Regions from separate parts of the Homo sapiens genome. Here region 1 is linked to region 2. Evidence: read pairs that join two places in POLR2A ChIA-PET (ENCODE). Cell type or tissue: GM12878. All regions are shown on one strand. Each heading gives the region's core, and the rest is flanking DNA. Links, peaks and the distances in the headings are about the cores only. Region 1 overlaps XXYLT1 (xyloside xylosyltransferase 1). Region 2 overlaps XXYLT1 (xyloside xylosyltransferase 1).

What was found. Peaks named below come from ENCODE experiments on the same cell type or tissue, not always from the same donor. Only the 100,000 strongest peaks of a DNase experiment are listed, where the experiment ranks them.
Region 1: POLR2A ChIA-PET joins it to region 2 with 43 read pairs; 6 of 35 experiments call an interaction of 5 or more read pairs at or near these places.

The regions. Positions count from the first base shown.
Region 1 is chr3:195,246,500-195,262,294 of GRCh38, forward strand. The region is part of intron 1 of XXYLT1 (xyloside xylosyltransferase 1); the gene reads right to left. It overlaps LOC124909475 (a long non-coding RNA gene), which reads left to right and starts at 13,848. Exons shown (of 2, transcript XR_007096225.1): 1 at 13,848-15,150. RefSeq lists silencers at 5,347-5,396, 9,600-9,774, 13,097-14,036 and enhancers at 6,216-6,265, 7,055-7,842. In GM12878, for the core only: no CTCF peak of the experiment used is centred there; a DNase peak (open chromatin) is centred at 6,404; H3K27ac peaks cover 1,894 bases.
Region 2 is chr3:195,119,649-195,135,443 of GRCh38, forward strand. The region is part of intron 3 of XXYLT1 (xyloside xylosyltransferase 1); the gene reads right to left. MIR3137 (microRNA 3137) reads right to left here and starts at 14,932; the gene lies at 14,858-14,932. RefSeq lists enhancers at 4,569-5,101, 6,165-6,695, 9,849-10,228, 10,369-10,678, 11,790-11,859 and 2 more and a silencer at 4,932-5,226. In GM12878, for the core only: no CTCF peak of the experiment used is centred there; a DNase peak (open chromatin) is centred at 10,133; H3K4me3 peaks cover 1,738 bases; H3K27ac peaks cover 2,500 bases.

The sequences.
Region 1 (15,795 bases), core at 5,122-7,621, 120 kb after region 2:
TCCAGGATGACCATGAGGAACTATGGCAAACCAGCAGGATGGAGCCATGTCCCTGGAGGGAGAGCAAGACTCAGGGGAAAAATGAGAGGAATGAGCAGTGAGCAGAGGCAGAGGGGGTGAGCCCCGGACACTCCTCCAGGCTGATGAGGAATAAACCACAAGGCAGCTCCAAAGGAGAGGCGGGGGTGAGCAGGGGTCTGTGCTATCCTCTGGACTCTCTGTGTGTTCATGACCAGCCAACAGTGATGTTACAATGTGGCCACATGGCCTTCCAGACACCGTGACACAGGCTGAGGGGTTCCACAAGCATAAATCCAGGATTTCTTTAACACGGTCTATCCAGCCCCCACAGCCACAGCCAGAGAGCCAGTCCCAGACTCCCGGCGCCACTCGCCACCTGCCGCTCCAGCCTCCTGGTCCCAATTTCTGTCTCTCCACAGAGAAACATTACAAATGCACGGAGTCACTCACCATCTGTTTTTGGCACTCACTAAAGAATACTCTGAGTGAACTTTTTTGAAATAATCCTTGCACAGTGGGTAGAAGCATTCCCTAATTCACCTTTTCTATAAATCATGTTTTGCTTTTTGACATTTAATACTAAATTTTCCGGACAGTAGAAGCCGTTTTTCTACAAAATAATGTGTTCCACCCCAAAAAGGAGGGGAAGAGGTATGGCAGCGAGGGAAAGACAAGAAGGAGGTGAGATGGGAGAAGAGGGCGAACGGCCGTTCCAGGATTTCACTGTGAAATCTGAGGGTGGTCGGTCACAGTCCACGTATTCACCAAGCCGAGCGGTGGGAGGGCCGTGAAGGCTTCTTAGCCAGATTCCTCGATTTGTCCTTTTTTCGTGTGGGAACCATCCCATGACCTATGACCTCCAAAGAACACTGCAGTTTTACCATGAGTAACACCCAAAGGAGGCACTGAGCCAGATTCTGTCCCGCAGGCAGGAAGGTGGCCTGGGCCGGGAGGCTCGTCCCCATCTTCCGCACCTCACCCTCGTGCACAGCTTCCTCTAGGGGCCGGCCTCTCTTGAAACTGGCATTGAGCCCCAGTTCCGAATGGCCCCCCACCTCCTTCCTGGCTCTCTGGGTTGGGGACACAGCTGGAGCCCAAGGGGGAGAGCCATGATCCCCAGACAGCCCTGCCAGGCTCGAACCCTCCGACCCCAGGGCAGGCTCAGCTGCTGTATTAGCCTGTTCTCACACTGCTGTAAAGAAGGACCCAAGACTTGGTGATTTATAAGGAAAAGAGGTTTGATGGACTCACAGTTCTGCCTGGCTGGGGAGGCCTCAGGAAACACACAATCACGGCGGAAGGGACACATCTCACCATAGTGCAGCAGGACAGAGAGAGAGAAGGGGGAAGCGCTACACACTTTCAAACAGCAGATCTCCTGAGAGCTCACTGACTCTCACGAGAAGAGCAGGGAGGAAGTCCCGCCCCTGTGGTCCAATCACCTCCCACCAGGCCCTTCCTCTGACACGTGGGGATTACAATTTGAGGTGAGATTTGGGTGGAGACACAGCCAAACCTTATCAGCCACTTTCCAAGGCTGCCTGCTCTCCTGGGTTTCACAAAGCCGCTCATCCAGTGCTCGCTGAGATTGGTACACACACATCCAGAGGGGTGCAAAAGGGCGTCCTGTGGGCACACGGACCAACCACTTAGATACTTACAGGCTTATACTGTTGTGCAAAGTACTAAGAAGAAAGCTTTAGAACTTTGACTTCAACAGATACTACCTCAGGAGGGGCTAAGGAGAAAAGAAGAAGAAAAAGGAGTTGACATGGTTTGGCTGTGTCTCTCCCCAAATCTCATCTTGAATTCCCACCTGCTGTGGGAGGGACTGGGCGGGAGGTAACTGAATCGTGCGGGCAGGTCTTTCCCGTGCAGTTCCTGTGAAAGTGAGTAAGTCTCATGAAATCTGATGGTTCCGTAAGGAGGAGTTTCCCTGCACAGCTCCCGCTTCCCTGAACAACAACACCACCACAAAAGACGGGAGTTTCTCTTATTTTTTTGCCTGCTGCCATCCATGTAAGACATGACTCACTCCTCCTTGCCTTCCACTATGATTGTGAGATTTCCCCAGCCACATGGAACTGTAAGTCCATTAAAATGCCCTTTTTCCTTGGCCAGGCGCAGTGGCTCACACCTGTAATCCCAGCACTTTGGGAGGCCAAGGCGGGTGGATAACCTGCAGTCAGGAGTTTGAGACCAGCCTGGCCAACAGGGTGAAACGCCGTCTCTACTAAGAAAATACAAAAATTAGCTGAGTGTGGTGGCAGGCACCTGTAATCCCAGCTACTCGGGAGGCTAAGGCAGGAGAATCGCTTGAACTCGGAGGGAGGAGATTGCAGTGAGCCAAGATTGCGCCACTGTACTCCAGCCTGGGGGACAGAGTGAGACTCTGTCTCAAAAAACAAACTCCTTTTTCCTGTATAAATTACCCAGTCTCGGGTATGTCTTTATCAGCAGCGTGAAAATGGACTAATACAGGAGCCAAATTAAAATATACGTTAAGTAGGTAATACTGCAGACAGCTCTAGGGCACTGGGAAAATGCAGGAAGGAAACATGCAGACGGAATTGTAGATGCCCTATTCACATCCATCGCCTCCTTTTGTGGGTGAGACACTGTTTAAAAGGCCAAGTGCGGCACCAGCAGCCAGGGGGAGTTCAACACGCTGATTTCCCCGCCTGACGTCAGAACCTACTCACCTAATTCACCTAATGTCTCATCTAAAGCCTCTAACTAAATCCCTTCCTGTAACTTCAAAAGGTTACACCCACCAGGCGATGTTCAGGATCTGGCACTTCTCTAAGCAGCACCATGCTGTATAAAACAGGCATAGGGCTCACATCAGGCATACGGCTCACATCAGCACACAATGGCCACGCGGCTCACACCAGGCGCATGGCACGTGACAGGCACATGGCACACTGGCACCTGCTCTTCATGGGATCACAAAGAAAGGAAACATGTCAGGCAGCAACGTAGATGGACATGAGCTCATCTCATCCTCACCATAACCATGCCCCGTGGAAAGGAGGCAGTCGTGGCCAGAGAGGGGAAGGTCCCTGCCCAGGGTGACTAGGTCGATGGCCAAAGCCCAGATTTCAGCCCACGTCTCGCCGATTCCAGAACACACTCAACCTTTCAGGCACAAGGGTTGCCCTCGCTTCACTTGTCCTATTTGACTCCTTCATTAAGGGGCACAGCTCCCACTGAGCCTGCTCACTACAAACCCAAGCGCTGTCAAAAGAGGTAAACGTGTGGTCTGTAGCCCTCTTGATGTCACATACTTCAAGTCCACGCATAAATAAACTCTAGTGGAGAAAACCTCAACATCCCAACCTAGTAGCGGCCCTTTCCTGATGGATCCAGAATCCCTCCACCACCCACCACCACCACAGCTTCCCCAGGCCAAGCACCATCCTCTCTCCCCAGAGCCAGGGTGATGGCCTCCTAAGGGTCTCCCCAGCATTCTACTCTCCACACGGAGGCCAGAGCCCTCCTCCTCTGACCCAGTCAAAGCTGGAATCCTCACTCTGATGCAGGCTGGGAGCTGCCCTCCTCCTGCTAGCTCTGGCACTGATGTCCACTGTGCTCACCCAGGCCACACTGCACTGAGCCTCCGACACAGCAGCCCCTCACACCTGCTGCCCAGATGCTCCTCCCCAGGGCTGCCCAGCCAGCTCCTTCTTTCCTTCAGGTCTTCACTCAATGTCACCTTTTAGTGACAGCTTCCCTGCCCATCCAATTAAAAACTGCAACTGGCCGGGCGTGTTGGCTTACACCTGTAATCCCAGAACTTTCGGAGGCCGAGGTGGATGGATCACGTGAGGTCAGGAGTTTGAGACTAGCCTGGCCAACGTGGTGAAACCCCGTCTCTACTAAAAAATACAAAAATTAGCTGGGCGTGGTGGCACATGCCTATAACTCTAGCTACTTGGGAGGCTGAGGCCAGAGAATCACTTGAACCCAGGAGGCAGAGGTTGCAGTCAGCAGAGATCGCGCCACTGCACTCCAGCCTGGGCGGCAAGAGTGCAACTCCATCTCAAAAAAAAAAAAAAAACACTGCAACCACCCCCATACTCCTGGTCCTCTTCTCCTGCTGACACACGGTATAATGTACTCACCTGCTAACATACTATATGATTTATTCATCTGCTTTTCATGGAACAAAGAAATGAAACCTAACCTTTTATGAACCCCTACTTCACTGTCTCCCAGGCAGCAAACGAGACATTTTAACAGCTCATCTAGTCCTCTTCCTGCCAGGATGTAAGCGCTACAAGGCAGGGACTTTTCACCTGTTCTGTCTCTTCTGTTCATTGATACACCCAAGTTCCCAGGACAGCACCTGGCACATAGTAGATGCCCAGGCTGAATGATGGCTTCAGATAGCAGCAATACTGGACGGGGTTACATGGATCTTAAAAATGCTCATCTCAAAGCAGCACTCGTTTGCCTCTGGCTTTTGTGAATGACCCACAAGGACCAACCTAGGCTTCCCTCTGTCGGCATAAATGTGCACTGGCCAGACGGCCCTGGGATCTGAGGACTCCCTCAAGCTACATGAAAGCACAGACCATCTCACTGAGCACAGCTGCAGGAAGGAGACAGCCAAGTCATCCTCGCACGAGGCCCCTGCTGCCCCGCGGGCAGGTCCCCCACCTCCACCCCACCTGCTGGCTCCCCAAGGCTCAAGCCTAGCAGACCATGGTTAGGAAAAGCAGAGACCACTTGCTAACTGCAAAAATCAAGTGGATGACCAATATGGGTAGAGCCAAGCGGTCACCCAAATCACTCATGTGACCCCATGTGTTTCTGACAGGGAAGGCGGGGCCCAGCCAGGTGGAAAGGGGCTATCCACAGGTTAGGCAGCAGGTCCCTATAGGAGCCAGCCCAGAAGCCAGGCCCCCGGCCCTTCTCATACAGCCCTGCACCTGCCCATGAAGGGAGTGAGGCCAGGACAGACGCCTGTGAAGCTGCGCTGAGCACCGGGTCCAGACTTCAGTGAGGGGCTGCTCCGCCTGCAGCTGGAGGCACCCTCCTCTCTACCCTCCACAGAGACTCTGAACGCTCTCGGAAGGTTGGCCCCAGTGTCTGCACAGCCAGGAAGTCTGAGGTGGCACAAAGGAGCCACGCAGGTCTGCTCTCAAAGTTTCCCTCCTATCCTATTTCCAAAGTTGCCCCCAAGCCTCTACTACCTCCTGCCTCAAAGGCAGCAAGACCCACACCAATAAAAGGGAGTCTCCGCCAAGTGCTCAAGAGAACATGGAATGGGAAGGGGAACAGCCACCTGGAGGGGAGCTCACCAGGGTCCTGCAAAGCAGAAGATGCACACACCCCAGGACCCAGCAGCCCCTTCCAGGCGTGACCCTGGAGAGCCTCAAGCACATTGTTCGCCTGGGTGTTCACAGTAGTGGGAGTGACAAAACAGGGGAACCACCCGGCCATCTCTCAGAAGGCAAATGAGTAAACGGAGGTCCACCCACAATAAAATACTACACAGCAATTAAAATGACAGGGCAAGACTTCCATGTATCAGCAAAGATAAATCTCAAAATCATAAGGCTATGAAATCTCATACTCACAATGAAATGTCAAATGGATATATGAGACTGTTTACATAACTGCTGAAAACATACAAAGCAGTAATACATATATATTTTATGCATACATATGTGGTAAAAATTAAAAACATACAAATTGCACAAAACACCAACTTCTTATTTGTGACAGTAAATACCTCTGGAGGGAGTAGGATGGAGAAGAAATAGAGTGAGCTTTAGCTACGTCTATAATATTTTATTTCCTTAAAAAAAGAATCTTAAGCAAATAGAGAAAAATGTTAGCACCTATTTAACTTACACAGTAGAAACAAAGATATCTGTTACTTTTTTTGTTTTCATTTTTCTGTTTTGGCTTATTTTAGAATTAAAATTTTTTAACATCTAAAAAATATATCGTGAGAGGCAAAAAGCGGGGCTGTGTAATATAAATTAGCAGGAAAAATTCTTTATAATGAAGAGGCAAGAGAGTGGGCACTGAGGAGCAGCCCTGATAGACCTGATCTTCACATGTGTTAATTTGTGGGAACAGGACCACATAGGACTGGGAAGTGTTTCTTGTGGAGAATCAAGGAAGGTTCCTGGGAACAATTCAAAAGAAGAAAAAAAACCACACACACACACACACACACACACACACACACACAGAGAGAGAGAGAGAGAGAGAGAGAGAGATTCACTGTGGTGTTATTTATTGTGTGAAAAAAACAGAAACTCACAGCTCAGGTTACAAAAGAAATATGACTATAACGTATGCTACAGTGATATGAACAATAAGCTGGAGACAGGGCAGGGGCGGCGAGGCGGGGAGGCGTTTATGGCATACGCCACCGCAGGTGGGTCCCCTATTCAGTAACGTGAGTAGAGAACAAAATTCCCCTGCTCTATCCAAATTAGGCCTGCAAGAAACAAGGGCTCAAGGGAACGTGGGAAAATGAAGACGGTTTGTTGAATGAGATTTACAGCTTTCCACTACCTGGAGAAGCAAGTCACAAAGGGCTCTCCGTGGAGCCCAGGCACTGCACCCCAGCTGCCCGCTTTTCTCCAAGCACTTTCTCCTGCCCTTTTCTTGGACCCTCCCTCTCCCCGGGGCCCAGGGAAGGCTGCCCTAAGCACTGACTCCTCTCCTGGGGCAGTGAGATTTCCCTCTCATATTTCCAGGCTGGAACAAATCCCCCAAAGACTCCCGTAAATCAGGTCCAGATGCTGCACATGTCACAGAAAAAGGCTGAGAAGTCAACAGCTCCAGAAATCAGGAGGCGAAGCGGCAAGATCCCGTTTCATTTCCCAAGGCCCCTGCTTAAGACACAGCCTTAAGCAAAAGACACGTTTTCATTTTGCATTTGCCTTAAAATGTCTCCCAACTCTCTGAGAGCCACATCAGTTCTAAAATCTTCAACTGCTCACATTTCTTTTTTTTTCTTTTTTTTTTTTTTTTTTGAGAAGGAGTTTTGTCTCCCAGGCTGGAGTGCAGTGTTGTGATTTTGGTTCACTGCAACCTCCGCCTCCTGGGTTCAGGCAATTCTCCTGCCTCAGCCTCTCGAGCAGCTGGGACTACAGGTGCCCACCACCACGCCTGGCCAATTTTTGTATTTTTAGTAGAGACGGGGTTTCACTATGTTGGCCAGGCTGGTCTCGAACTCCTGACCTCAGGTGATCCGCCCGCCTCGGCCTCCCAAAGTTCTAGGATTACAGGCGTGAGCCACCGCGCCCGGCCTGTTCACATTTCTGATCAAAGCGAAAGCCACTCAGTCACTCAGTGAGCCCAAAGAAGAGACCAGTAAGCAGGGCCAGCCTACCTGGCAGTTTACATCCTCTGCAAACGCTGCTCAGCAAATTCAACTATGTAGCCAATCACTCTTCCCTCAAGTGAGTTTTAAAGGGTAACACCAGAGGGAAACGGTGCTCTCGGACAAGTCACGGGGGTGCCCACTGCCCAGCTGTGCACCAGGGGGCACCCCCACTGGGGTGGGGAGATTTCCCTCTCACATTTCCAGGCTGGAACAAGTCCCCCAAAGACCCCCATAAATCAGGCCCCAGGGGGCCCTCAGCGCTTGGAGACTCTGGCCACAGACGTCAGCAGTGACTGCCCAGGCCTGGCAGGTTCTCCAGGGCCTCAGCCCCAGGGCCTGGGACCAAAGCCCCACCCTGCACTGACCACAGGTTAAATTTGCCCTGAAACTGGGGTCAGCAGCAGAAACAACACGCCCCTCACCCTCCCAACCACAGGACGCAGGCTCGAAGCCTGACGAGGTGATTTTCAAAGTACCATCTGCTCCTGGGAAGCCATTCCCTGAGCCGGAAGCTTGTTCCTTTTCCCCTGTGAGGAAACTGGGGGCCACATGGCATCACACAGAGCCCTCTGCAGGCTCAGTCACCCTCTCACTCTTGCTCAGCACGTCCACGGGGCATAATTAAGTCTGTAGGCTGCGGGATCTCTGTGCCAAAACTGCTCTTTTGTTTCCCAAGGTGAAGCATCTGGAACCTGGGCATCCAGGCAACAGGCTCGCAAGGCCCAGATTCAGGGGCAGCCACCTGCGCCAGGCTGGGACCTGACACAGGGTGAGCAGGTGAGCCACTGAGCAGGACCATGAGGTGGCATGCTAAAGCTGGGCACAGCCACCAAGGGTGGGACACAGACCTGCAGGGCCTTCACGGGGCCAGGGCAGTGCCTAAGGGTCCACCTAGCACGCGTCAAGCACAAACAGCTGCGCTGTGCACATTCAGTCACTTAACGTCGCCCTCACACCAATGTTTTGGGGCAGGTGATAGGACTGGGCCCCTGCTACAGAGAGGAGGTGGTTCAGAGAATGTAAACAACTACCCCCCACCTCCCAGAAAGATGAGGTAGAGCCAGGATCTAAAGCGGCCCATCTGTAGCCAACACCATACTCATTCAAGAGACACACGCCCATTCCCACACCCGCTGCACAGGAAAGAGAAAGAAGTCAGACTCGGACCCTGTCCCCAACTGCCCCAGGCTGGGAAATTCACCAGCACTGCGGACAGAGCAGGGGATAACAGCAGCATCAGAAAGACCCATAAGGCCATAGGTTTGCAGAGGGAATGCAGTCCCTCAGCAAGGAGCTTCAGTCGGACTAAACCAGCAGAAAAGGCGGTTTCCGAGTACCATGCTCGCACAACAGGGAGCCGCCGACCAGGCCTGGAGATCCCTGTGACAGTCACGGCAGGACTGGGGCTGCAGGAGTGCAGAGCCAGGTGGGAGACAGCAGCGGGGTTCCCTACCCCACACGGCTCGCACCCACGAGCTCAGCCCCCAGCAGGACCCAGTCGGGCTGGGGACTCAGCTCCATCCAAGTGGGCTGAGCAGGGCCAGGCAATGGGTTGGAGGGAGCCATGACTCTGGGCCTGCAGCTGAGGAGGCTGCAAAGCTTCCTTCTGGAGCAGCCGATCAGTGGACGTGGAGCAAAGCCTTTCATTGTCCACAAAACACAGACGACTGCAGGGAGTCACAAGTGGGTGAGATCCAAAAGCTGTGTCAGGCTAGAAACCAAAACAGAAGACAAACCGGCGCACAGAGCAAGCACAGCGTAGAACTGGCTTCCGAACACAAGGGAAGGCAGGCAGGGAGACCATGAGTGCAGGGAACCAGAGAGGGCACAGGAGAGCTGCTCCCAGTCTCCCTTGTCCACTGAGCAGCTGTGTGGCCCTGAGCAAGTTGCTTGGCCTCTCTGGGCCCCCGTTTTCTCATGGATAACATGAATAGACTCAACTCCAGGACCAGAGTCTGGACTCCCTCCAACCCAGACCTCTTCTGCAGCTAAATGAGGGAGGTGGGGCTCCAACATCTCAGCCTGTAAATCCCACCTCCTAGAAAGAGGCTCCCTGCTGTTCTATGGGCAGCTCCTGGAGGAGGGAGGGAAGGTCCACCCCGGGCAGCCCTGGGATTCCCCTGTTCTGTGCCACCCAGCTGACCAGGGGAAGAGGCCACCCAGCCAGCAGCAGGCACAGGGGCACCGTGGGAACCCTTCTGGTGGGGCCCCAGCTCTCACAGAGCATTCCTGGCTTTGGAGGGACAAGAACAAACCGCCAAAATCAACAGGCATCGGGCAGAGTGCTGAAGAATCAGCAAGCCGGACTCCAATCATGGCTCCGAGCAAGCTCATCTGTGCAGCCTCTTCCTAGGGGAGACTAGCTACCCCTCACAGGCCTGGCTGCTCCAAGGTTAAATGAGGGAGGAAAAGCAGGATCCAGCATGGTGCCTGCCACCCAGGGTCTCCTGCGATGGTGGCAACTGTGGCTCATTGACGGTGACGATAAACCTGAGACAGCTCTGGTCATTCCAAGTCCCTCGCCCTCATGCTCCGCGCAGGCCTGAGGTGCGGCCCTGCACAGGGCAGGGCCCGAGAAACGAACCAGTACCTCCCAGAGGACGGAAGGGAAGTCAGCACGGAAGCCTCACCTAGGGTCATTCCAGGGATTATCCCAGAAAGAGGGGAAGAGCAGCCTCCTCACACCCCGCAACTTCTCACCCGCACATTCAGGATGGGGTCTGGAAAGGGCATGAGCTCTGTAAGCCCCCAGCACTGTTTATACACGCCTGGAAGAGAACAGACTGTTACTCAGAGCCGGAGCGTCCCCACTCCTCTTATGATGAGAAACTGAGGCAAAGACATCAGAAGGCCTTGCTAACAGAAGCCAGGGTCAGAGGAAGACCCAGAACTCAGGATCAATAACATCTGGGCAGGACTCTGTCCACCACACTCCAGCTGAAGTGAGCGCCCAGGGGCAGGTGCAGGCTGAAGAGCTTGCCCAGGGCACTGCCTGCCAGCCGGGGCTCTAGGCAGACCAAGCAACCTTCCCAGGGCTCTCAGGTAAGGGAGACAAGTGAAGCCCCTTGTACCTCCCAAGGGCCAGCATCAGCATTTCTTCATGGTAATGCAAGGGGGACAGTTCCAAAACCCAAAACACCGCTGACACTTCATGGCTAGTGTCAGGCTGGATGACTTTCTGCAGGAGAACCCGTGACAAGAGGGACCGGGAAGCTTTCTTTACAAGCTTGAGGCCTCTGTAAGCGGCCAAGGACGCCATGTCCCGCAAGTCTGAGCAGCATGTGCACAGGACATCTGACGGGCATCGGTGCCCAGCCATCCCACCCCGGCCTTCCATGGCTGCACTCACACCCCACTGCCCACCGTGTTGGCATCCAGCTCCTCCAGTGTGCGAGCCTATGCAGTCTTACCCATGCCAGGCCCTGCGCCACTACATCCTGGAGACACAGAATGAAATAAGACACAGTGCTCATCCCCCAGCAGCTGGCAGAAGGGCCAGTGTCAGCTCGGCAGGAGCCAGGGGAAAGGGGCTCACCAGGGTGGAGGTGAGAGGTAGGTCCCCACATAACTGGCACCGTCCGAGCTTCATCATGAAAGGCGAGTTAATCAGATGAAGATGGGAGGAATGGGTGATCCGGGGAAGAAGCCCCTGAGCAAAGTCCCAGAGATGGGAAGTGGCCGGGGTACACCACAACCCCAGGCAGTCCAGCCAGGTGGATCACCATGGCAGCCAGGTACATCCTGGCTGGGCCGGCACGGGCCCCGTAGCTCTCCCTGTGGCTCCCGCTCCAGAGTCCTGGCTACTGCTGACTCTCTGCCAACCCAGAGAGCCACACACTCACCCAGCCAGGCCGCCCTACCCCAGCTGCCCCCCTCTGCCCCATCTTCTGGTCATGACTCTCCTGCCAGGGACAGAAGACAGAGCCAGTCTGTGGCTCCAGCTGCCTGAGTTCCCTCATCTCTAAGGTGGGCAGGTCACATGCTACCCACGTATCATGGGTGTATATCCTCCAAGCTCCCTGCCCCCCAGCCAGCCTCTCCATCCTCACAAAGCAGCCCCGGCACACCCACAATCCTCGACCCTGTGTCTTCCTACCCCCTAGACAGCAGGTGGCCAAGGGTGCCCTAAGCAAAGCCTGCACTATGCCTGATCTTGTGCAGGTTTTTCAGACTGACAAATCCACCTGCTGAGCCTATGAAGCCCCTGCAGAATCCCACGCTGACCAGGACTCAGGGAGCCTGGCCACCTGAGCGGTCACACAGAGGTCACATCCTGGGCTGCTGTGATGCTCTGGCAAAAGCAGGGCCACCTCACAGCCTTCAGTGAGGCAACAGCCACAGAGGGTGAGGCTAGAGACCCCACTCAGGGGGATAGTGTGGCAGCCAGGCATAGGAGCAGGCTCTGGGAGTATGTGGGGCTATGTGGATCCATGAGCGTCTCCCCAGAGGCCCGGCCTTTTTAAGTCATTTACAGCTTACACTTGGCTGATGCCCAAAAATGACTATAAACAGTTACTGTGTGCAATCAGACCAAGAAAACAAATCAAAAACCAGTAAGAGGGAAACAAAACATCAAAATTTGACCAGAAATTGTATAATTGTGCACCATTTACTATAAACAAATTTGAATTGGAACCTTCGAGAAACTAAGGAACGTTCATAGAGGCGACTCTGTCATCTACACAAGACTACAAAGGCTTCATCATCCTGACAAGCAGCAGCTCCCACTCCAGAGCACAGGCCGGCTAGCACTGCAGAGCCTCTGTCCAGGGCCAGGTAGGGCTAGGGCCCCTGGGGAAGGGACGTGATGAAGATGAGCCTCTTCCTTCCAGCAGGAAAGAGAAAGTGTGGATGCCCCTGAACATCAAATAAGGCTAAGGCATCCTGTGCTTTCAGAGAGAGGCAAACAATATATTGCCAAGAGGTAGGGGAGGGAGGAGTGTCAGAGAAGGAAAAAACACCGTAGTTTGGAGAATTGAAGACTTGCAAGAACACGGGGACACCGGAAATAAACCTGGCCAGAAAGCTGTTTTGCAAGCTAGCTGCACTGCCCTCCAACTGAATCAACGGTATCAGCATGGTGAATAAACAGGTATGCGCTTTCTAGAGTGACAACAGCAGGGTGTCAGTTCCCAACACACCTATTCCGGTACCATTATTAGCAGCCACCGTTGACCAAGCACCTGCCATGTGCCAGGCTGTGAGCTGTCTCATTTCATCTGTTATCCCGGCAGCACAGCTGTGCTATCCCCAGGCCTGCCTGAGCAGGGCCGCAGGGGCCAGCCTCTGGGAGACTAGTCCCACCAGCAGAGGATGGCTTAATCGGGGCTGCTTAACAGTCATCGCCCTAATAAATAAAACCAATGGCCTTAATTTAAAACACATTAACTTAACAGCAGGCTTTCTGTCAGCTGATGAGGCCTAGCTCCACTGCTCAGAACAGGCAAGTAGTTAGAGTGGCCTCTCAGAGTCAGAGCCGTGAAGTCAAGGTCCCTGTGGCTTGCGGGTAAGGCCCTGGTCATCTTGACTTGTCTTCCACAACCCACACGACGGTGTGAGTGGTCCCAGGGCGAAAGATAAGAGCCCTGGATGGGAAGGCTGTGAGGAAGGGCAGCAGGGAGGCCTTCGGGCCCTGCCAGGCGGCCCTTCCAGCAAGCAGGCGGCCGGGCTCCTCCTCCCAGGGAGAGGCCTCCCGCCCCAGGTACAGGCCTGGGAAGCCCTCATCTCACCGCGAGGACAGTCGCGTGCGACAGGCCTGTAAGGTGGCATCCGAGTCCCTCCCGCAATTAAGGACGCCGGGCTCCAGGCCAGCGCCAGGGACAGACCCAGCACCAGGGCGGCCCCCGGAGCCGGCCTCTGGCGGCCTCGGGTCTTTTGCCAAATTCCCCACCGGCGCCAGGATACCGAGGGGCCACCCCCACCACGCGGCTCCAACAGACACGTTTCCCACACTGGCTGCGGAGGCCCGCCGGGTGTGACGGGGACCGGGCGGACTGGAAAGGATGTGGCTGGGGCCCCGGGGAGGACCAGGCAGGAGCGACGGGCCTCCCACGCAGCCTCCCTCCGACCGTGCTGCCGCATCGCCCGTCCCAGCGGCTCGGCCCCGCCTTGTCCAAAGGGCTCATCAAAGCCGGTTTACCGGCGGCCCAGGAAGGAAATGACCGCCCGCCGCAGCCCCGCCGACTGCCTTTCAGTTCAGTGCTTTCGAAACCACAAGGGCGGGCGGGGCTAGAGGAGGAAAAAAAACACCCCGCGGGAGCCTCAGGCTTGGGGGCTGCAGCCGCGCGCACCTCGCCGGCCGGGGGTCGGGCGCGCAGACGCGGTGCAGCGGCGCCCCCAGGCGGCCGCGCGGGGCACTGCACTCGGCCCGTGTGTCGGCCCCGGGCGGGGGAGGGACCGCGCCGCGGAGGAGGGGCCAGCCCCGCCCAACGCCCGACGCCCGCGGCCCCTCCTCTCCAGACGGGGGGCCCCGTGCTGACCGCAGCCGCGGAGCCCGCAGCGCACATCCCGGAGCACAGGACAAAACCTGTGCCTGCACCGGAGCCCCCATCCGGCTCCCGCAACACTGACCCCCCTGGGCAGCCTCGGGCACGGGGCACCTGGAAAGCCAGCCCCGGACACCGCGCGGATTCTGCCTCCCGGAGGTCGGACTGCATCCTCCCGTCCCGGGCGAGGCACATCCAGGAGGAGACAAGGAGGCGAAGCCCCCTAGGATAGGTGAAGACGACAGGCCCTGCCACCTTCGCTGTGGGTATTAGGGTGGGCTACCTCTCAACCGACCCCTCCGAAAAAGACGGGGCTGCTGCTATCACCTCCCTCAAACAGCAGAGGAGGTGCCTGGCTGCTTCTAAAGGCAGCTCGCTGTGGCACTTAGTCACTGCCCCTTTCTGGCCCAGGGTATCAGCTGGACGGGGGACACTACGCCCAGAGCTTCCTTCCTGTTCCGATGTTTGGCGAACCTGCAGCGCTCCCTGAAGCAGATGAGAGGGAAGCTGCACTCCCAGAAAGCGCAGTTTTGGTTCATATTGAATGGATTTATTGGGGGTGTCATCGGCAGGCGGATGACAGATTGTCAGGTGGGCTACAGCCCTGCCCTCATCCCCACACCCACAGCCCCTTGGCAGAGCTGCTAGCGGGGTCCTGAAGTGCCTCCTGCTGCTCTGGGAGCTCCGTAAGCCACCTGCTCTCAGCCTCAGGGATGCCACACCTCTTTCCCCAGCCTCAGCCACGCTCAAGTGAGGCGTCTGCACTTTTATACATTCTAAAGGCCTGAACAGGCCGGGCGCGGTGGCTCACGCCTGTAATCCCAGCATTTTGGGAGGCGGAGGCGGGCGGATCACCTGAGGTCAGGAGTTCGAGCCCAGCCTGGCCAACATGGTGAAACCCTGTCTCTACTAAAAATACAAGAATTAGCCGGGCACGGTGGCGCACGCCTGTGTAATCCCAGCTACTCGGGAGCTGAGGCAGGAGAATCGCTTGAACCCGGGACATGGGACATGGAGGTTGCAGTAAGCTGAGAACACACCACTGCACTCTGGCCTGGGGGACACAGCAAGACTCCATCTTAAAAAGAAAAGAAAAAGGAAATTAAAGAAAAGAAAAGAAAAAGGGGAGGGGAGGGGAACAAATGTTGCTACTATTATTCTCCTCATCAAGACTTCATACTGGTAAACATCCCCTTGCTGACTTCAGGCACATCAGTGTACACGTCAGAAATGTCCAAACCATGTCCTCGGAATATGCCCATTTCTAGCGATGTTGTAACACCTTACAGGGTAAGGAGGGGAAAGTCAAGGTAACTGTTTTTTGGGGTTTTTTTAAGAAAATGCATTTCGGTAAATATATTAAAAAATACCAAATACATGTATGTAGTTGTCCTTAGCAACATGTAATCGTCTCATTATTTGTCATTAGGGAAATGCAGACCAAAACTAAAATGAGATATCACTTCACACCCACTAGAATAGCTGTAATTGAAAAGATGGATGATTACAAGTGCTGGTGAGGATGTGGAGAAATCAGGACCTCCATACACTGCTGGTGGGAATGTAAAATGGTATAGCTACTGAGTTTGGCAGTTCCTCAAAAGGTTAAACAGAGTTAACCATTCCACTGCTAGGTTATACCCCAGTGATGTGACAACATATGTCCACACAAAAACTTCTAAGTAAATGTTCACAGCAGCATTATTCATAATAGCCTCAAAGCGGAAACAACCCAAATGTCCATCAACTGATGAATGGATGATGTGGTTTATCCATACGATGGAATAGTATCCAACCATAAAAAAGGGTGAAGCATTAATGCATGCTACAACATGAACCCTAAAAACACTAGGCTAAAAGAAGCCAGACACAAAAGACCACATATTAGCTGAGCCCACTTGTAGTGAATACTCAGAAGAGACACATTTATACAGA
Region 2 (15,795 bases), core at 8,946-11,445:
GGATGCCCCCAGATGAGAGGAGGCCTCCGAGGGCTGTTTCGTCCTCACTCCGCAGAACAATGCTGAGTCTCCCGAATGCCTCTTTTGTTCCATACGGCACAAACATCACAAACATCTTTTAACCACCCTGTGTTTTCCTAGCTGTTTGTTCTTTTCTCAAAGGTCCTAAGATCACAGAATCATCTCCAAGAACAATAGCTGGGGAGCCTGTTCTGCAGTTGAAACAACAAGGTCAAGGGGTTTGTGGCTGAAGCAGGGAAGGCAGGGGGAGGTCAGGGGCTGGGCGGGGCGGGGGGAGCAGCCTGTCCCTGCATTCCCTTGGGATGGGAAGTTCCCACTGGGCCCGCAGGATTCCTGCTCGTGACTGGGGTACCGGCTGCCTGTCTCTAGGATCAGATTCCACTCAAAACTCACATGCTGTCTCTTTTCTCTCTGAAAACAAAAAGCTTAGATTTCTCCTCTGTCTTCAGCCTAAGGCCTCTATCCAGGTTCCACGGACAAGATGATCTACTCAAAGGAGGGCAGAGCCTGGGCGTCCAGCAAAGGCCTCACCCCCACCCACTCTGACACAGTAGCTGCCCCATCCTCCTGGGGGTGCCCCTCCCAACCCCACCACTGCCCTCTGCTGCTCAGATGCCCCCCCCGCCCCAGCCCCCATGGCCACAGAGAAGGAAAGCCTGGTAAAGAGCTTCAGGCTGGGCATGGAATCCTGGCTCCACCACATCCTGGCTCTGAGGCTGGCCTTGAACCATGTGTAAACCATCTGTGCCTCAGTTTTCTCATCTGGAAAATGGGAGTAATATTCATATTGACCTTACAGCATTGCCGTGAGGATTCAGTGACACTCCATATAAAGCAAGCATTGAGCACAGTGCCTGGCACAGGGTGCACCCCAATAACATTAACTAACATTATTATTCCTGTTCAGCTGTAGCAACAGAAACACCCCTGTATTCCCATGACTATCGTTAGCATTGCTATTATCCCTGCAGTGTTCTCCTCGGATGGCTCCATGAAAAGTGCTTAGTAACTCTGAGAGTGAAACCCATTTCATTCAGGATTCAGAGTCAGGATTTCCCTTCTCCGTGGCTCCGTCACTGAGCACCGACTCTGCGGGGTCCCGGAGGGGAAGACAAGGCAAGCTCACGGCACCTGAGAAGCTGGAAGAGCACGGAGAGGGTGTGCGGCCTGGCTGGCACAGCTCCTGCATGTCAGGCCAGCCCCCGCCCTGTTCCCAGACAGTCAGGGTTCCTAGGGCTTACTCCCCCAAACCCTCACCTGCAAATCAGGCTCGTGGTGTTCCCCTACCTCCCTGGGGCTCACAGGCAGGAGAGTGTGAGGGTGTGTGACGTGTGTTGGAGCTAAGATTATATAGCTGGGTGGCCTGTGGGCCACACCTAGCCTGCTGCTGCCTCCTCCGTGAGCACCCCCATGCTCCCAGGGCCCAAACACCCGGGAACCACAGCACACCGGCCATGCCCTTGGAAATGCTGCATCTACCAAAGCCTCCCTGAGCTGCAGGAAGGCCTTGGCCGCCCAGCCATTGAGAGGTCTATCTTTTCACCCGAGGATGTGATCTGCCCTCTACTCAGGCTACACCTACCGAGGCCTTCCAGGTAGAAATTCAGCCAAGGCCTGCCCCAGCGTGTGATTCAAAGGACAAGATGGTGATGAGAGACGGGGTTCCCTCTTGTACAGAAAGCCTTGGGTTGGTGCACGCAGGATGGATGGAGACTGACGCCCACCACCCGCATCTCTGCTCCTTTAACTCCTTTTGGCCTTCATACCCTCCAGGATGACCTCCCAAGACAGGGTTCCTCTAGATATTTTGCTCCCCTGCTGAATTCAGAGCCTCTGAAGGCTCCTCTTTGCTGCCTAGCCCCAAATGACGTTCTCATCTTTTCTGCCCCTACGCCCCACTCTAAAACCTTCCTCAGTCACACTGAGCATTCCCTCATCCCCAAACCTCCTCTGTGCTTTCTAACCACTTGGGTTTGGAGCTAGCAGACATGCTGGTCCTATTCTGGAGAATGGCACCCAAAACAAGAAAGGCTGAGGGCCTCGTGCTGAGACTCTACAGGAGAACACTCGCCAGGTCGGGGACTCAGGCAGCTTTATTCCAGCATTCTAGCCCTACCATCAACTGGCCCTGTGACCTGGGCAAGTGGCTACCCCTCTCTAGGCCTCAGGATCCCCATCTATAATACTGGGTGCTGACCAAGTCATCTCTAAAGGCATCGTCTAGCACTGGGCCTCCAAGAGAAAGCCCAGCCTGGACCCTACATTGTCATCCTCCATTCCTCTTGTCTTAGTTCAAGCTATTATAACAAAGTACCACAGACTGGGTGCCCATAAACCACAGAAGTCAAGTTCTTACAGTTCTAGAGGCTGGGAAGTCCAAGACCAACGTGCCCACTGATTCTGTGTCTGGTGAGGACTCACTGCCCAGTTCACAGATGGCTGCCTTTCCCCAGTCTCCTCATATGGTGAAGGGGTGACAGAGCTCTTCAGGGTCTCTTTCATCAGGACACTCATCCCATTCATGATGACCTAATCACTCTCCAAAGGCCCCACCTCCTGATACCATCACACTGGGGGTTAGGATTTCAACACATGAATTTTGGGGGGATACAATTATTCAGTCCATTGCACCCCTCAGTAGTCTAAAAGGGCTGAGGTTAAAAACGCAGATGGGAAAAGTAAGGCTCTGATATCTCCCCATCCTCCAGACGAAGGTGGAACACCAGCTCAGTGTCTAGCTGGAATGTAGTACTGAGTAGTAGTACAGCAGTACTGAGTAGTACTACTTGGTAGTACTGTAGTAGTAGTACTCAGTACTCAGTATCAGTACAGCAGCTCAGTGTCTAGCTGAGAAGTCCAGCTGGAAAGTACCCCATGCCTGAGCACCCCAGAGCTGGGTCCTAGGAGAGCCCACAAACAGGTGAGAAGGGATGAGTCCCAAGGTCCTTCGACTCCACAGGAAGGGGGAGGCGACTGCCAGCCCCAGCACCACAAATTAGCCAGGAAGCTGAGAGAAAGAAGGAAGTTTCCAGCTTTTTTGGTTTCACATTATTGACGGCACGTAACAAACTCCCCTCACCACCCCATCAGTGTGACAGCGGGGGCGACACGCTCCCCTTGGTGGCTCAGCAGCAGAGTGGGAAGAGCATCTGCTATCTCCACATCACTGTGCCTGGGGCTGTTTGCAGCCCTCCAAGAAGGACACTGAGCCCTCTGTGCTCAGAGACAGGGTGTGGCCAGCTGGAAAGGACCAGGTGCTATAAGCCAGGAGCCCGGGCACTGGCCTGGTTCTGCAACGAACCAGCTTGGTGACCTTGACAAAGTCACTGTTCTCTGATCTCACTTTCCTACACTGAAAAATGAAGGAGCTGGAGGAGATGATCTCCATGTTCCCATTCGGCAATGTCATTCTATCATTCTACTAAATGGGAATGACAACCAGATCTAATCAGCTAGAACTCATTCAACCAATATTTTTAGGTATCTTCAATGTGCAAGCCTCTAATTTACCAAAAAAAAAAACCCTACATTTTTTTCCTGAATGGCTACAGGCAGTGGAAGAAGTGGAGGGGCCCACCACCTATCCATCATAGTGGACAAATCCCCCCAGCACAGCATAAGGGGCTGCCTAAACCCCGCCATCAGCATCCACTCCCCAGAGCCTCCCCGTCAGCAAGCCCCCCTCTCCTGGCCGGCTGACGGAATTACAGAGGGCTTAATCTGTACCAATCTTCCCTCTCCTGACTGATGAGGCTTTGGGGATTCTGGGAGAACACGGAGGTGCTACTGCCTGAGTCACTAACGTCGGTGATATAACAGAGAAGGCCTCCCTGGAATATCTCTGCAGGCAGAAGACGAGTGAGTCCTGAGGGCTGCAAGGCCTGCGTCTGAAGGAGCTCGTCAGCTGAATTATTAATGGGACTCTGAACGCTGCTCAAGTTTCCCCTGACAGATGCTTTCGCCAGCTGATGGTTCTGAGACCAATTAAGAATGATTGCGGATTCCAAGGCAGTGCCACCACCAGTGAGCATCTTAAATGTCTCCGGAGCCCACTGCAGGAAATTCACAGCCAGCCATCTCCTCAGACGCGGGCACGATAATCACAAAGGGGGGCACCAGATGCTACAGGGTCTGGGCCACTGCCCCATATCAACTTCTGTCCCCCGCCCAGGACATCACCAGAACCCTAATTCCAGCACACAGAGCAGAAGGCCCTTCAAAGACCTTTGCAGCAAATTCCAAGGGTCCTAATGCCTCAGGAAAACAGGTATCATGTGAACAAAGGGATCTGGGTCAAAAAGCTTAAAAAAGCTAACGCTCAACAAAGCTAGACAGGACTGTGTACTTCAGGACTTCTAGGAGCCTTTAGTGTGCTCCGTGAATCTAGAAGAGGGGGAATAAAATGTACGTATTTCTCAAACTTACTTGATCATTACACCCTTTTCTTCCAGGACACATTCTGGGATTGGTGTTCCATGGAACTCACCTCGAGAAGTGTGGGTCTAGACCACAGCCCTCATTTTACAGACAAAGAGACAGAGGGCCAGGGTGGTTACGCAGTAAGCCAGATCTCAGGTAGAGTCCCTCATACTAAACGGCAATGTTCTAGGTGCTTGTCAGCTGCTTTAAGGAAAATGACAAGGTTTTCTACAGGAACTGACCAGATGGTTGGGGGCTGGACTGAGATGCTTCTGGGAGAACGATGGGTATAAATCCAAGACCTAGGACTCACCTGGAAGGGAAATGGTTTGCGATGGCAGCATGAGAGAGCTCTGGGGCTTTGGGCCTGGCACAGAATAACTTTGTTTTCCCCTGATAATTTGTCTAGTGTTTCTAGGCCTCCCCCTCTAGACTGTGAATTCCGTGGGGGCAAGGACCACGTTTGTTTTGCTCACGAACGCAGCCCCAGCACCTGGCACAGTGTCTGGTAAGCAGGCAGTGCTCAGGAAATATTTGCTGACAGACTGATAAACTAATGAGCACATGCCTTACTGTCAACTTCCAAAAACCCAAGACACTTTGAACCCCGTGGGAGTGTGGACCCCACATCAACCTCCAGTATCACAAGACTGCCCTCGCTGGCCGGGACACAGTCAGCCAGGTTCCAGGGACCACAACTCCCACTAGAGCCAAGCAGCGTACGGACAGGGGCTGGCTCCGGGAAGGCTGGAGTCTGAGCCGGCACTGGCAGCGTTTTTCACGGACGCAGCACACATCTGTATTTTCTATCAGGCTGCGGGTGCACAAGGCTGTCCCGGGTTATTTGAAGGACAGAGGGAAAAGAGCAGTACGAATAAATGGCATCTCAGCTTCTTTCAAGCTAACCCATTCTTTATTCATTTATTACACATTTACTGAGCAGTTACAGGGAAAGAGAAAAAAATGAAAGGCTTGATCCCCGCCCTCAAGAAGCTGATAGAAAAAAGAGAATGTGTAAAAAAGAGAAAATAAGAATGAGAAAAAAGAGGTGTGTAAGGGGCCACATGGCAAGGAAGACAGTGACGTCAGAGACACCTAGGCTAAACCTGTCCCCAAGAGCAGGGGAGGGGACCCGGCTCCGACAGGGAGCTGAACTGATATTCAGCTAGGGGCCTGGACATGATGCTTTTGGCCTCTACTCCTCGACCTTCGACCAAACAGTCCTAAAAGTGGGGGAAGCCTGGGGCCTGGGCCTTTCATCCCCATTTCCTTCCATTGCGGGGCTGGAGAATTGGGAGAGCAGCCCAGAGCAGGCTCTCCTTAGGTAGGGCCATGGACCAGGAGGGCAGCCCTAGCCTGTCCACCGGAGGGGCGTAGGAAGGAGCTCACAAGGCCAGGATATGAGCTCACAAGCCTGGTGGGGGTGGGCAATGGGGAAGAGCCCAGGAAGGGCAGCAAAGGGCTGTGACATCTGCCCTCCCCACCACCTGATTCAAAACTCTTTCGGTGGGGGGTCATCCTCCATCAGAACTCAAGCTCAATCAATCCCCTGGCCCCACGCTTCCAAATGCAAATTATCTCAATGAAGCGAAGAAGCCATATTGATTTTCAACTGAAATCTTGCCTGGAAATAAGTTGAAATGTTCATGATCAAAATCTGTGGCCAGGAGATGGGATCAGACCTAGAGGCCCTGCTGGCGCCAACCTGGTAGCAGGTGTTGGCAGAGACCTGCGTGAGGACAGTCCTAGGCAGTCACAGCCGCTCCAGCGGGCATCCACCTCCCGCAGCAGCCAGAACCCCGCCCAGACAACACTGCCCTCAACAGGGAAGGTGCGGGCAGGAGCAGCTCTTCCACAGGTTCACGATACCCCGAGATAACTGAGAAAGACACAAGGAGTGCCCCCAAAACCACATGGAGGCATTTCTGCTATATAGTCAGCAAATGAAAAATGTCAACAGTGACCTACGCCCAAATCACATGCATGCCATAAGGTTATTTTTCAATTTCTGTTTACTGCAGACCCGCCTTGGGCAAGCTGGTGCAGTTTTCTTTTCTTTAGTGAGTTGAGTTCTACCCCTAACACACAGGTGAGGTCGAGAGGCCCACTCAGTGCTGCGTGAGGCAGGATAAGGCCGTGAATGAAAGGCTGCCAGACCCAGGCCTGCGGAAACCACAGTAGCCACAGAGCTAAGCGGTGGGGTATTCGTTACCGCACCTGACCCTCTTTGGCGCTGTCCTGGCCTGTGGCAGGTCAGAAGTTGCCTTCCCACTGGTAAATGCGATTGGTCATTCTGTGATCATTCATTCATTCATTCACTCATTTACAGTAGTCCCAAATATTTGCTGGGACTGTGTACAACAGAGCATTGTACCAAGCACTGGGGATATAAAAGTGATGAAGGCACAGTTCCTGCTCTCTAGAAAGGAGCCCATGGATTTGGCCTTCTACCTTTGGTGTTCTCAATTCTGCGACAGTCTCGGCAAAAAACCCAACCGGGCATAAAGACTTGACATTCTGCACAGGAAGGAAGCACGCAGGGACAGAATGTCCATTTGTGAGAAAAAGGAGATACAAAAAATAGACATCCCTGGAGGGCTCCTCCTCCTTCTTTCAATTTGATCCCAACACTCCCCTCCCTAGAGAAGACAAGACTGTTCAACAGCATTGCCACCCCATCTGCCAGGTGGCCGGAGGGAGCAAAGGCACAGCCTCCCAGGGGCCCTCTGCTCTGACCTGGCTGCCTGGTGGAAAAACACTACAAATCTGGTAGGAGGTGATTTGATTTTCTTGCCTGGTTGCGATGCAGTTATGGTGTTATAAAACAGAGGGTCCGAAAGACTCTCACAGGGAAGCAGAAGGAAATGGTCTTTTCATCTTCCCATGTACCATTCTGTAACTCAAGTGCAGCAACCTCCATTTTACAGAATGTTCCCTCTGTGGATTTTCAGAGCCAGGCTAAGAAAATGAAAGAAGTCTTCAGGGGTAGAGGTGGGAAGAACCTGAGGGACCTGGGGTGGGCATCTGCGTTCTAGAAGAGTCTTCGCTTTGGGAAAAGCCTTCTCCAACACAGCTCCCCGGTAAACATGAGTGTTCAGAGATCAGTGCTTAAAAGAGAGGCCTTAGGAAGGGAGACACAGCAAAACTGGAATCTAAGTTTGGGGAGTACCTCACACGGCGGATTTGACTCTCAAGCATCATCCGTAGATTTGGTTTTGTGTTACTCCTGGGTGTCTTTGTCAGTTCCTCCAGGGGTGCCATGGACTTGCTAAAAAGGTGCTGGAATCAAAATTTTAATTCACGTATTTGTATTGATTTAGTTATTCCTCAGGCCCCATCTACTTGCAAAGATTTCGAGGTGGCATGTAATAAAGAAAATATAGACAATGCTAAAAGTTTAAAAATAGTGAGGTGTGGTGGCTCATGCCTGTAATCCCAGCATTTTAGGAGGCCGAGACAGGAGGATTACTTGAGCCCAGGAGTTCAAGACCAGCATGGGCAACATACTGAGACCCTATCTCTACAAAAAATCAAAACAATTTGCTGGGCATGGTGACACGTGCCTGTAGACCCAGCTACTTGGGAGGCTGAGGCAGGAGGATCACTTGAGCCCAGGAGGTTGAGGCTGCAGTAAGCCATGATCATGCCACTGCTCTCCACCTTGGGTGACAGAGTGAGACAAAATGTGTGTGTGTGTGTAATTTTTCTGAAGAGCAAAACGCCATGTAGAAAGAGGAAGTATTAATAAAAAGTAAGATATTTGATTGATCAGAATGAATTTTGAAGGGTCTGTGAAATGATTATATAAATCATTGAAAGAGGTAATTGTGCAAATGTGTACATCACATAGGCTGACATAGTATCAGAGCTAGAAGGGAGCTTAAACATCCAAACATCCGTCTCCTCATACAGATAGTTGGGAAACCCAAGGTCCAGGCAAGTGAAAGAGCCTGGCATGCCAGGAGCCCAGGGCCCATGAGGACCTGTAACCTGCAACGGGGCCAGGGAAGCTGACGGCACATGGCCACACCACTGGTGGGAGGCAGACTCAGAACACTTCCATCCCTTTCTAGCATGCAGTCCTAGTCTGCTCAGGGAAGTGTTGATAGCTCAGCCTCAGTACAGCCCCCCAGGGAGGCAAATGACTGACAAACGCCTGCACATCCCTTCCTACCTGACACACCACATCATCACCCACCAGGGCGCCCAAGCCAGAACCCCCAGTGCATCCTTAACCCATAGCGCATTCATCCTCCTTTCCAGCTGCCCCCCTTAAATCTCATCTCAGCCCCAGGTATTCATGTTTTCACTCCTCTCCAATCTAATCTCCACCATGCAACCAATGTCAACATCCTAAAATGAAAATGAAACCAGACCTCCCCATCCTCACCAGGATAAAGCACAAATGCCTTTGCATGGTTTATGAGGCCCTCTGTGTCTGACTCCTTGGACCAGCACTCTTACCTGCACACCCCGGGCTCCTGGACTAAACTCTCATAGCTCCCTAAACTACCCTGAGCCACTGCTCCTGTAGCTCCCTGGACCTAAAATGTCCTTTCTTCCTGACCAACTCCTGCTTTCCTTCCAATATGTCACCTCTTCCTGATGCCTTCCCTGATTACCTCTAATTGGGCCTCTCCTATGTGTTTAGAGCCCCTCATCACAATACTTATCTGTTACTTGCTTACTTGAATGTCTCCCCCCTTGTATAAGCTCCTTGAAGGTGGAGACTTTTATTTCTGTCTCTTCAAATCTTAAAACACTGGTACACAATAAATATTTGCTGTGCAAGAATGACTGGCTGACTGAATAAATGAAAGCATGCGCCAACACTGGAAGATTAGTAGAACCGTCTTGTCCCAGTGGCCAAGAAAAACATCCCCATGCGAGACGAGTCATTTTCATTCTCTTGGAAAGTAAAAAGGCAACTAAATCATTAAAATGAAATAAAAATTTTCATCTTTTAAAAAATGACTTTATACAGATCTGTCAGTACTTAATGCTTGTTCTACCCTGGAAAAAATATTGTGTGGGGGGAAGGTCGCGGCTAACATAGAGAGGGACAGCAGAGTTTAGCGTGAACACTGAAGTCTGCACTTATACGGCAGCCATTTACAACCTCCTGCCCTCTCTCTCTCTCTTTTTTTGGTAACAGCTTTCTTGACACATAATTTAAATTCCATACAATTCACCCATTTAACATGTACAATTCAGTGGATTTTAGTATGCTCACAGAGTTGTGTAACTATGACACAATTTTAGAATATTTTCATCACCTCAAAAAGAAATCTCGTACCCTTTAGCTATCGCTCCCCCAAAACTCCTGGACCACCTGCCCCAGCCCCAAGCAACCATTTTTGCCTCTTCTGGATATTTCATCTCAATGGACGCATATAGTGCGGTCTTCTGTGACGGGCTTCTTTCACTCGTCTTAATGCTTTCAAGGTGCATCGTGCTGCGGCATGTATCAATTCTTCATTCCCTCTATGGCCAAATAACATTTCATCATATTTTGCTTTTCCATTCATCAGTTGATAGACATTTGGTGATTTCCACCTTTTGGCTATTATGAATAATGCTGATATGAATGTTCATTTGCATGTTAGTGTGCGGGCGTATGTTTTCAGTTCTCTCGGGCATTTGGTGATTTCCACCGTTTGGCTATTATGACTCATGCTGATACGAACGTCCATTTGCATGTTAGTGTGTGGGCGCATGTTTTCAGTTCTCTCGGGTCTCTGTACACCTATCTAGGAGTGGAACGGCTGGTCAGGGTCACTAAGTTTGTGAACAGCCAGACTGTTCTTCAGAGCAGCTGTACCACTTCATATTCCCACCACCAGTGAGTGCGGGTTCCCATGCCTCCAACTCCTCACCAGCACCTGTTATTGTCCTGCCTTTCTTTTTTTATTATAGCTGACCAGTGGATATGAACTGGTGTCTCACTGTAGCTTTGCTTTACACTCTGCCTGATGACTAACGATGTTGAGCATCTTTTTGTGTGCTTTTTAGCCATTTGAATGTCTCTCCTGCCATTCTGCCAGTCTCAGCAAATACTCAGTGCAAGCTACTCAGTTGCCAGGATTTCCTGGTAGATCTGTGGTCCCTCTCTGAGGACCCTCAGGTACAGCCCCAGCATGCCCACCAACAGGTAGGAGCTGCCCATTAGCACCTTTAGAGATGACTCTGGAGCTGGCTTTGAAGTGACAATGATCACACTCAGTAGACAGGGACTATCTGAATGCAGCCTGCTGTCTTCTAGAAACTGCTAGGCAGGTCTGGGCTTAGAGGGGAAAGGCAGAGATGAGTGAAGATGGGGTGGACCCTGCTGGTCCTCAAGGACTTTATAACCTTTAGCTGTGGAGACACCAGGTAAGATTAAATAAATGCTTTAACCAAGTCATTAGCAGAATGCTTCAGAAATGGAGGAAAGAGGAGAGGTGATTCCTACTTACGGGTGAAGTGTAGATCAGGGAAAGGGTTCATGCCAGTAGCTATGCTAGAGCTCAGCTTACAAAGGAAGTAAGTTTCCACAGCCAGAGTTGGGGAAGGACATGCTATGCTAAGAAATCAGCCTGAGCAAAGCACTGGAGGCGAGAGGAGGGGAACGGAGGCAACAGGCAATCTGGAGGGGCTGGGCTCAAGTCAGCACCTTCAAGAATCTGAACAAATGTACCCATGGCCATACACAACAAAACGTGCATACAATTTCAGGGTGCAGGGAGAAGGGAGAGGAGGGCAGTGAGGCTGAAAGATCAGCTTGAGGCCAGATCGGAAGAGGTCTTTATGCTGCACCAACTGCGGCTTTGTCCCATACGCTCCGAAAAACAAGGCAGAGCTGGACCCAATGGTGACAGGATCCCCAAGGGTCTGCTTAGCCTGAGACCTGCAAACACAACACCATTGCCAAGACCTGCAAATTCTGCAAGCAGGACCATTCAGGTCCCTCCTTCAATGTATCCCTCGTGCCCTCTACGGCCTATTCTCAGAAATGGGACCCAAACAGTGTTCTCCCTTGTGCCGGCCTGCTCCATTGGCCGGTTCCTTCCCAAGCTGCTGAGGAAGCAGCCTCGCTTTGTCACAGGCATCCTCATTACCCACTACCTGACCCCCACATTGCTCAAACACCCTAGACTCAGAAGCCGAACCACCCTCTTTCCGTCTCCCCATTCATTTCCAAACACACACAGTCTTCTTTGTTCATGAAAGGGACAGGTGATCTGACTTGCCTGAAAGGCGGGTGGATTTTTCAGTCCTAGCTCCACATTCATCAGCACCTTACAAGTAAGGGCAGGCCTTGGCTTTGCAGCTAGCTGTTATAGAGCAAGCCTGACATATAGCCTTTGGCTAACTATAGCACAGCTATTTCTGCAACTGCAGCAAAGTGCACCACAAATCAGCAGTCACAAAGAATGGCTTGGAATCTGTTACAGCAAGAAAGTGCATCTCCAGAAAGCTCCATTCCAGCTGTAGGACACTTTTCCCGCTCTCTTTCCTCCACTGTGGTCCCAAGTCAACAATGCAAGCAACAGTTCAAACTGAGAACTGAGAACCTCCTTCTGCGAAGACCACTCTCAGAGCACAAGCAGGGGCAGGGCCAGGGTGATGAGGCAGGCAGGAGGTGACAAACCTCTATGGTAAATGTTTACCAGTGACCCCACCATATCCAGGCTAATTTCATAGTCATCACAAAATATATAATATTACCACACAGTGAAAAGAACACTCAATTATACTTGAGGCTTGGATCTTCCATTTCCTAGTTTTGTGACCTTGGACAAATTCTATAAAATGAGGACACTATCTTTGCTGTCTATCCCTGAGGGCCTCAGTGAAGAGGTTTGCCAATGAAGACAGAAGTCCAGGCAGGTGATCAGCATCTAGCAGGCCCAAGAGGAAGATGCTAGAAGCCAGCCAGTGAGACTTGGGGGAGCCAGGCGGGACCTCACTCCTAAGGAACTAAGGAACCCAGTGGGGTCCCTCAGTGCCAGCCTGCAATACCCAGAGGACAAGGATAGCATGTGATCCACACCGCTAAGGCCTGAAGCCCACCTCCACATTTACAGCTGTGACATGCTGGCCATGAGCTTTTGCCTTTCTGTGCCTCAGCTTCCTCACTTCTAAAATGGGGATAGAAATAGTATTGGCTTTATGGAGTTGGGATAATTAAACATTCCAATGCTCCAGCCTGGGCAACATGGCGAAACCCCATCTTTACAAATAAAGAAATTAGCCAGGCATGGCAGTGCGCGCCTATAGTCCCGACTACTCGGGAGGCTGAGGCAGGAGGATCACTTGAGCCTGGGAGGTCAAGGCTGCAGTGAGCCAAGATCGCACCACTGCATTCCAGCCTGGGCAACAGACTGAGACTCGGTCTCCAAAAAAAAAAAAAGAAAGAAAATAAGTGCTTAGAACAGTGCTTGGCGCATGACACACATTCATTAAGCAGCAGTTGTTATTATTACAAACTATGTCTCTGTTCACCATTAATTTAAACTGCATTTAAATTGCAGTTTGAGAGGTAGGCAAAGTTTTTGGAGGAACTAATGACATCAGCCTTCACTGGGGAGATGGATACACCTAATCAGAGCTGAAGAGCCAAGGAGGAACGCCACGGTTTTATTCTCGGCTTACTTGGAGATTTGCAACTGACACCTACCAGCCAGCAGACCGTAGTGAAGCAGGATGCTTAAAGACTAGTAATAATCATCTTTCATAAATATATGGAACACTTTCAGGTTTACACAGATTAACGCTGAGATGCACAATATGATTCTCATTTTACCAATGAAGAAAGTGAAGCCAGATTTTAAGTATTTGCTTAATTCCATGCACAATTCTCTTTCTACCAAAACCATATATTCTGATGGACTAGATTTTCTGGTTAACAAGGGCAGAAGTAACTACATTCTGTAAACTGAATCGTCCTGCTGAGTTCTAGTGAAACAAAAGCTTACAACATCATAAATAAAAAACCCTGCTTGGGGTGGAGGTGGTGGGCAAGTGTAAGCACCAGCATGGTCTCAGGGACCTGACAGAAGGAGGGTGGCAAGAGAAGGAATCAGGCAGATTAAGGGGCATGAAATGTGAAGAGAAAGACGGCTGAAGCCCCAGGTGCCCCGCCTGCTGAGCAGACAGATGGCTGCAAGTCCCAACGCTCTGATAAAAAAAGGAAAATTAATTTTTCCTGAATGGCCCTGGAGTACCAGCAGCTGACATCGGCAGGTGGATAACTGAGCCAGCCCTTGGGGTGGGGAGTGGGAGAGGGGGAAGAAGGGTGGGAACTTTCTTCTCAAGTAAGAAGGAAAACACTGGAGAATTCAATAGGTGTCCAAGAGTTTCTGGAAGTTCTACAGGCAAATGTGATCAAAGACCTTCAGGAGAAATGTGTCCCATAAGTGACAGCATCTATTGAACTCTAAAAATGAATGTGTCTGCACCAAGAAAACTAGATGTTCAGCTTCCAGCATGATAAACATTTCATATTTGAGTCACCTCTGCTACGCCTAACAAGCAGAGGCGGACGAGCTGCTGTGCCAAACGCTCCCAGATGCACACTCTCGGCAACTTGTTGCCATGCAGCATTGTATACAGTCACGCACCACGTGACGACGTTGCAGTCAACGACAGAACACACGAACAGAGGATGGTGCCAGAAGATCATGATGGAGCTGAAAAATCCCCATTGCCTAGTGACGTCTTGGGGATCCTGACCCTGTGCAGGCCTAGGCTGATGTATGTGTTTGGCTTGTTTTTAACAAAAAAGTTTTAAAAAATTAAAAACTTACAAAATGGAAAAAAGCTTACAGAATAAGGATAAAAAGAAAAAGTATTTACTTTTGGCTGGGTGTGGAGGCTCATGCCTGTAATCCTGGCACTTTGGGAGGCTGAGGCAGGAGGGTCGCCTGAGCCCAGGAGTTTGAGACCAACCTCGGCAATATAGTGAGACCCCTGCCAAGTAAAAGACAGACAGACAGACAGAAAGAAAGAAAGAAATTTTTGTACAGCTGTACAATATATTTGTGTTTTAAGCTGAGTGTTATTACAAGAGTCAAAAAGGTTTTTAAAATTTAAAAGTTTCTAAGGAAAAGAGCTGCAGTAAGCTCAGGTTAATTTATTTTTGAAGAAAGAACATTTATTTCTATAAATTTAGCATAGCCTACAGGTGCCTGAATAGAAAAAGCTTACAGCAGTGCAAAGTAACGTCCCAGGCCTTCACACTCACCCACTGACGCACCCGGAGCAACTTCCAGTCCTACAAGCTCCACTGATGGTAGATGCCCTATACAGAGGCACCATTTTTCATGTTTTACTCTTTCTATGTACTGTACTTTTTCTATATTTAAGTATTTTTAGATATACAAATATTTACCCCTGTGTTATAGCTGCCTACAGTGTTCAGTACAGAAACATGTTGTACAGGTTTGTAGCCCAGGAGCACGAGGCTACCCCTATACCATACACCCCATTGCTCCCAGGCTACAGACCTGTATACCATGCTACTGTAATGAATCAGCACACACATTTGTGTTCCCAGCAGCTGACAAGATTAATCTTCAGGATGCCAGGAAGGGACTCGGAGAAAGCTACAAGCTGGGGCCCTGGCTTCCCCGGTAAGAAATGTATGTCTGCATAGAGTTCCTCCAGACAGGCCTGCTCCCTGCCTCTGGAAGCCTGGCAGAGAGGAAACGCTTTCCATCCGTATTTCCCACTGGCTGGCATCATGGCGTGAAGAGGGGTGTGTGTGTGTGTGTGTGTGTGTGTGTGTGTGTGTGTGTGTGCGTGTGCGCGCGTGCGCGCACGTGCAAAGAGCTATCAGCTATTTCCAAAGACGACTCAGTAAATAAGAGCTTTTCTGTAAATCTGAGTATCTGAAGGACTTTTGTGGGGAAAGGTGTGAGGACATGTTTTCGTTTGGCATCAGAGTATGTTTGGCAGGGGCAATGGGTAGAAACCACAGGGGCGTAGATTGTTTTAGGTTTAATAGACAGAAAGACATTCTAACAAACTCATCCAATCATCAAATAATGGGCTGCTCTGAAAGTGGCCACGTCCCCACTGTGGGAGGTGATCCGCTTGAGACTGACAGATCTGGGATGCTGCAGGCGGAATCCAACATGAGGCGAGATACCCTCGGTGTCCCTCCCATTCCCAGAATTCTGCGACGATATCAACAGAATCTATAATGGTCTGCTAGAGTTAGGAAAGATAGTTCAATTCACCTTTCTCATTTTACACAGGAGGAAACCAAGGTGGATAGGAAGGGACTGGACCCGAGGCACCTGAGTCTATCTTTCCATCCCCTTATCAAAAAAGAGTCAGTCAGCAGGGGCAGGGAGGTTTGTTCAGCATTTC